2 separate regions of the Homo sapiens genome follow, and region 2 is linked to region 1. A link is a loop called in an ENCODE intact Hi-C map of the cell type or tissue named here. Cell type or tissue: mammary epithelial cell. All regions are shown on one strand. Links, peaks and the distances in the headings refer to the core of each region. The heading gives the core; the rest is flanking DNA. Region 1 has its middle 4.3 kb from the start of AHCYL1. Region 2 overlaps CSF1 (colony stimulating factor 1).

The links. A loop is a pair of places that touch in the nucleus more often than their neighbours do. Peaks named below come from ENCODE experiments on the same cell type or tissue, not always from the same donor. Only the 100,000 strongest peaks of a DNase experiment are listed, where the experiment ranks them.
Region 2: a loop joins it to region 1, with 3 times the contacts of the local background. A loop is called at or near these places in 75 of 110 quality-filtered maps.

What each region holds. Positions count from the first base shown.
Region 1 is chr1:109,979,042-109,981,946 of GRCh38, reverse strand. No RefSeq gene overlaps it. Among named protein-coding and RNA genes, the nearest start is that of AHCYL1, 4.3 kb to the left of the region's middle. In mammary epithelial cell, for the core only: a CTCF peak has its summit at 1,098 (motif pointing right); a DNase peak (open chromatin) is centred at 2,156.
Region 2 is chr1:109,927,670-109,930,574 of GRCh38, reverse strand. CSF1 (colony stimulating factor 1) reads right to left here. Exons shown (of 9, transcript NM_000757.6): 9 at 1-1,723. Among named protein-coding and RNA genes, the nearest start is that of CSF1, 18 kb to the right of the region's middle. In mammary epithelial cell, for the core only: no CTCF peak of the experiment used is centred there; DNase peaks (open chromatin) are centred at 1,274 and 1,704.

The sequences.
Region 1 (2,905 bases), core at 122-2,621:
TTCCATCACGTGTGTGCTGGAGAGCAAAGAGCTCACCCAGCCAGGGAGTGTGACAACATAACATCCGTGAGAATCATTGCATCCTGTCTCCCACCCCCAAAACCCATCCTAAGATAGCCTCACATGGCACAGCTAAGGCGATTGCTTCTCATGAATGCCAAGAGATGACTTGTCTTCAGCCTACCCACCCACCTGACTCAGCACCTCTACTGGCAAGCTCACTGCCCTGAACAGCGCATCCACACACAGGTGAGAGACCCCCCACGGGGCAATTGGAGAAGAACAGGGACCCAAAGACAGATGCACCTGCTGTGTGTGGTGGTGGGAAGTCTCCAAGGGCCTGGAGCGAAGACCCTTGCTAGAAAGGAGTGGCCTAAGGGCAGTGGTGAATTGGGAGATGCTGTCACCAGAAATGTAGTGGCATTGGGCTACCACACGTGGGCTTGGTCTTGTTAATCAGATTCACTGTTTGTCCACCCCCAAATTGATGTTCTACATTCAGTCATTTGTTCTTTTATTTATAAAATATATATTGAGTGCCGAAGAAGTGCCAGCAGCAGGGCTAGATGTCAGTCGGGACTACAGAGATAAATAAGCTGAGGTGCTGATCTCTACGTGGGGACAGGTGATGGGGGTGGGGTGCAGTGGAGGGCAAAGGGATGACACAGAGGGAGATGCTGCCAGAGCTGAGTCTTGACAGATAAGCAGCTGGGCAAGGGAGGGAAGATTCTCCAGGCTGAAGAAACAGCCTGAGAATAGGCATGGTGATGGAAACAGCTTGGCATATTACGGGAACTGTAAATATCCCCATGTGGGTGGGGCACAGGGTGCAAAGCAGGGTGAAGTGAGCGCTGAAGCCAGGGCCAGATCCTGCAGGGCGTGTTAAGCCCTGGGTGGGTGGTGGTGATGTCTGCCATGCTGGGGAGCACAGGAGGAGAAGCAAGTGTGGCTAGAGGGGTGGAGGGGGGCTGCTGAGAGGAGTCAGCTTGGGACATGTTGAGTTTGATATGTCTGTGGAGGGCACTGTCCCTGAGTCTCAGGGGAGCCCAGGTTGGCACCTTTTGGAACTGCCCGCTCCCTGCCAGTCAGGCTCCCCACCAGGGGGAGGCTGTGCTCCTCCTGAAGGCCTTTCACCTCCTGTCGGCCAGGTGTTATGTTAGCCCTCTGGAATGAAAGTGCAGAAAAACTGCAGAGATCTTGGGTGACAATGGAAGTTCGGAAGAAGGTGAAGAGGGCAGTGGCTCTGTCTCTAGCTCTCCAGCATGGGCAAACCCTCCAGCTCCAGGCTTCTTTCTGTCCCAGAACTGCTACCTTGCACAGCTCTAGGAGGCACCACTGACATTGTAATTATTGTGAAAGGTGCCCTGGAGCACCACTTCAGATTGGTCACCTACCTCGCTGGCCCTTAGGGACCCCCAGAGGGTGGGCTCCCGGTTGCACCTCTGTGGCTGTGGGTGCTGGTCCTCAGGCTTCCTGGCTCCTACTTCCCACCGAGCTCCCTCCCTCCCTACCCTCAGCCTTTTCTCCTTCCCCTTCTCCAGTTCCAGTGGGAAAACATTCCTCCTTCTCTGTCTCCCCCTCTGCTTATTATTGTCATATTTATTAGGATCACTTACTCTTTATTATCATTTTGAACATTATAGGAAAGAAAAATCCATGAAGATTTTTTAAAAATTTCTTTTCATCTTGTTAAGTTCACTCCTAGTTCTTAGCAATTTGCAGAAACTCATTTTTACATACCTGTGATTGGTAGGTTCATGTCCTTTTGTATTCTGCTTTGATCAAATTACAATATTTCAAAAACACATGACCCGAACGGAGAGCATTGACATACTTGTTATTATTGTCCATGTTTTCCAAGCTTTCTGTCATATTGCTTTATGAGTTTGCTTAACTGTTTTCCTATTGTTCGGTATTTGAATTGTTTCCAACTAGTGCAATATAATGGAATGGAGGGAGGTGGTTTCGGAGTGGGTGTGGGGATGGCTTTCAAGCAAAACAGGCGAAGATGGGTCACAGCACCAGCTCCTGCCAGAGAAAGGGAGCAAAAATGTAAGTAGTGGGGGCAGTTATAATGACTGTAAACAAGGACCAGGATAAGGAGGCACCTTTTGGCCCTAGAGGATCTGAGGTCCTGTGTCTGGAACTCGTGATAGCTGACTCATGGCGAGGCTGCATGGTGTGAGGAAGCAGGAAAACTGGGCAGAGATGTGGGCTCAAATCTTCACTCTGCTACTAACTTGGCCACTGGCATCCTGGACCTTTTTTGACCTCCTCTTCCTCATGCAAGACAGGTTGATAGCTCTCCATCTGGGGCTTGTAATGACCTAATCCAGTAAGATCATAAATATGCAAAAGCTTTGAACAAGTTGCAAATATTGTGCAAATGTAAGGTACTAAGATGTGGGTCCAGGCTAACCATGGAGGGCAAAGGAGCTATTGTTGAGAATTTGGAATTCTCTCTTCGCTCCGCTTCCCGGAATGACAGGAATAAGCAGAAACCCGTCTGCTGCAGGAAAGGATTGTCATTGCTGGTTTTGAGTACTTGTTGACATGTGGATGTGTTTCCTCAAAAGGGAGGGCTGACACTGCCCCAGCCATGAGAAATTGCTGCTTTCCTGGCCCAACCTGGCCCCGGGGTCTGGCTGTGTGACCAGCAGCCCCTTGGAACTTCCTCACATGCTTTTTTTCTAGGTTGGACCAGAGATCCTGATGTATCTTACTTCAGTTCCCAAAGCTGCCACACATTAAAGTTCATACTGAGAAGGCATCCACCAATTGTAAACAATGTTCAAGAAATCTGTTCTGATGACTGTTTGTGCTACTTTGTATGTTTTTTCCTGCTCTTAAGTGTGTATATGGGAGCGGGGAGGATGGAGGTGGGGATGGTGAAGAGTTTACCAAA
Region 2 (2,905 bases), core at 322-2,821, 52 kb after region 1:
ACTGCCCTTCCCTAAGCTGTCGGCATCAGGACAGGGAAGGTGGGGCCAGCCGACCCTCACTTTCCTGGGCAGGAAGGGAAAGTCACGGGGCCCAGCGGCCAGGTAGGGCAGGGTCTCTTAGCGGAGGACAAAGGGCGGCAGGAGAGGAGGCACACAGCAGCACAAAGGAACCCAGGGGCAACTGGCAGCCCTGTCGCTCGTTGCCTAGGCCTCAGAGCCACCACCACAGGCTGGCCACAAAGTGGAGGCCCTCCAGGCATTGGAAGCTGAGGCCTGGCTCTCCTGATTGCTCTCCCACCCTGGCTTGCCTGGTTAGAGGTGATGGTAGAGGGGGTGGGTGAGAGTTGGAGGTCATCACTGCTGACCAAGGTCAGGAGGAAAGAAGGGTGAGAAGTGGATGGGAGCTGGATACCATGCAGGTGGGGCTGAGATGCAGCCCAGTCCAGGGCTCCTGACAGGGATAACCTGTTCAGCCCCAGGTTCCTGTCGGCAGCAGGGAAAGGACACTGCGCTGGGGTTTGGGAGTGCAGACCCTCCCCCAACCTCAGGTGCATACCTATATTTCAAAGGCCCATCTTCAGTCAGAGCTCGCCCTGTAGCCTCTCTGTCTGTGCCCTCCCCTCCCTTGCTCTCTCCCACTAGTCCCTTCCCTCTTGGGAATGTCAAAGTGCAAGATGCAGAAACCTGGGCGAACAACACAGCCTAAAGACCGGCTCTGGCTGGCGGCCCAGGAGGTTCTCCCACCCCACTCCACTCCGGGGAGTCAAAGGCCAGGTCAGGAGAAGGTCAGGGCTGAGGGGCTCCCTCAGTCGACTGGTGAGGCCAGCTCAGTGCAGGAGGCTGGGGAGAGGCTGGAGAGTGGAGGACGGACGGATGCTGGCTCATGGATGGACGGGGGCAGGCTGTTCAGCAGGCAGGTACAGTGTTCACAGTGCAATGGCTTCCTTCATGAGGGGAGCCTCTGCTTGGCCTCCTGGAGAAGCTCTGGCAGGTGCTGGAAGGAGGAGGGGCAGAGGCCAGTGCTTGATCCCCCTCTTGGCATCACTGGCAGGTCAGGCAGGTCCTGAGGGCAGGGCTGGCCTCCCCTCTGCGCCTGGCAACCAGCACAGGGCACTTAGGTGAGCCGAGGGTGTAGACCCTTCAGGCTGTCAGTGCAGACCAGCAGGTCCAGAGGCCTCCTCTTCCCGTCTCTCAGGCTGCACACCTTTACGGGAAATCAGGCCGACGCTGTCCCGCCCCACGAACTTCAGGCTCCTCTCTCTGGAGACAGGTCCATGCCTGTCCAGGCTGGGATACCTTGGCACCAGGCAGGCCCTCTGGGTGCAGGGTTCTTTCACTCCTCAGCGTCCACCCTGCTTTCCCACAAACCACAGGCCGGTGGGTCCCTGGCCTGGGTTCCGGCATGGAAGGGAGTGAGAGGAGGGTGCAGCCCCTGAGGGAAGAGGGTCCTGAGCCGGGCTCACCAGCCTTCCTCAAGCACATGGGAGCCTCCAGGGCTCACAATAAATAGTGGCAGCATGGGGAGCATCCTCTGGCCTCTCTCATTCAGTCAAGGGTCTGCGGGTTGAGACAGAGGGGCCCCAGCCTGGCTGCTCTGGTCCAGTCCTGGCAGGCAGGAGCTCTGGTGGAGGGCAGACCACATTCCAGGAGGATGGCCAGGGAGGGGTGGTGGTGGACGCCCCATAATGTCTCCTCCCACGGAGAGACTGTTCTGTGCGTCCAGCTGTGGGAGAGAAGGAAAGGCTAGTCAGCAGAGTGGGAATGCGGGGAGGGTCGTTGAGGACATGGATTGGGAGGTGTGGCATTCCTGTGGGCTGCTGGCGGTGCTGCAGGCAGGACTTCCTTTCCTCCCTTCCCTGGCCTTTCCAGACACCACAGAGAGACCAGGCAGCTTTCTCTGGCACCAGCCCAGGCCTCTGGCCCAACTGGCCTCACCTCCTACCTCCTCCTGGGGAATCAGGGCCTCAGTGGAAGATAACGGGGCCCGGGAGAGGTCTGGGCAGGGCTGGGAAGAGGGGTTACTGCTCAAGCAGAGGGCTCTGACAAGGAGCGAAGCGGGCACTTGAATGTCTTTGGACCCCTCCTCAGGCGAGGTCATCTCATTGGCCTTGGTCCAGTGAACAAAGGGTGATTCCTGCTAACACTAGCAAAGAAGAATCTTTCATTTCATCAGAGGGGCATCACATATGATGTTCAAGACAGTAGGGCAGAGCTAGCTGAAGAGGAACAACTTGGGCCAGAGAGGAAAAGTCTAGAGGCAGTGCCAGGACAAGGAAATTCCCACACTGTCATTTGGCACGCGACCCCTAAGCAACCCAGCCCCTCCTGGATGGGCCGAGGGCCTTGCCTCCCGCATCATCCATGGGAGTCAGGGCCTTGTCCTCTCGCCTTCCACCCCCATCCTTGTCCTCTTGCCCAGCATCCTCAGGACGCTTTGTTCCCAGAGCAGAAATCCCCTGGACCCCATCCAACAGTTTGACTTTGGACCTTGTGTGGAGCCTCCCTCCCTAACATCCATAGGCCCTACTGGGTAAGGAGGGAAGATGGAACCACAGCCTCTGGCTCCCTGCCCATTCCCATGCTCTAGAGGGAAAGAAGGGGAACCATAAACTGGACATGAGCCATGCTGGGTACAGCCAGGCCACAGGCCCAGCTAGGGCCCAGGAGGGGAGAAGGACCCAGTGAGCGAGTTCCAGCCTGCTGCCCCATCTTCTAGCTGCTTAGGGCTGAGGTGCTGGTGTCTGCATTTTCTGTGGCTCTGAGTCCCTATCTCAGTCTCTGCCTCTATGTTTCTCTCTCTCACTTCTCAAATCACAGCAGCAGTCACTCTAGGGGCTGGCACTCAATCTCTCCAAGGCCACTGGTGCCTGGCCTGGAGACCACCTTAGGGCTGGACCTGCCGGGC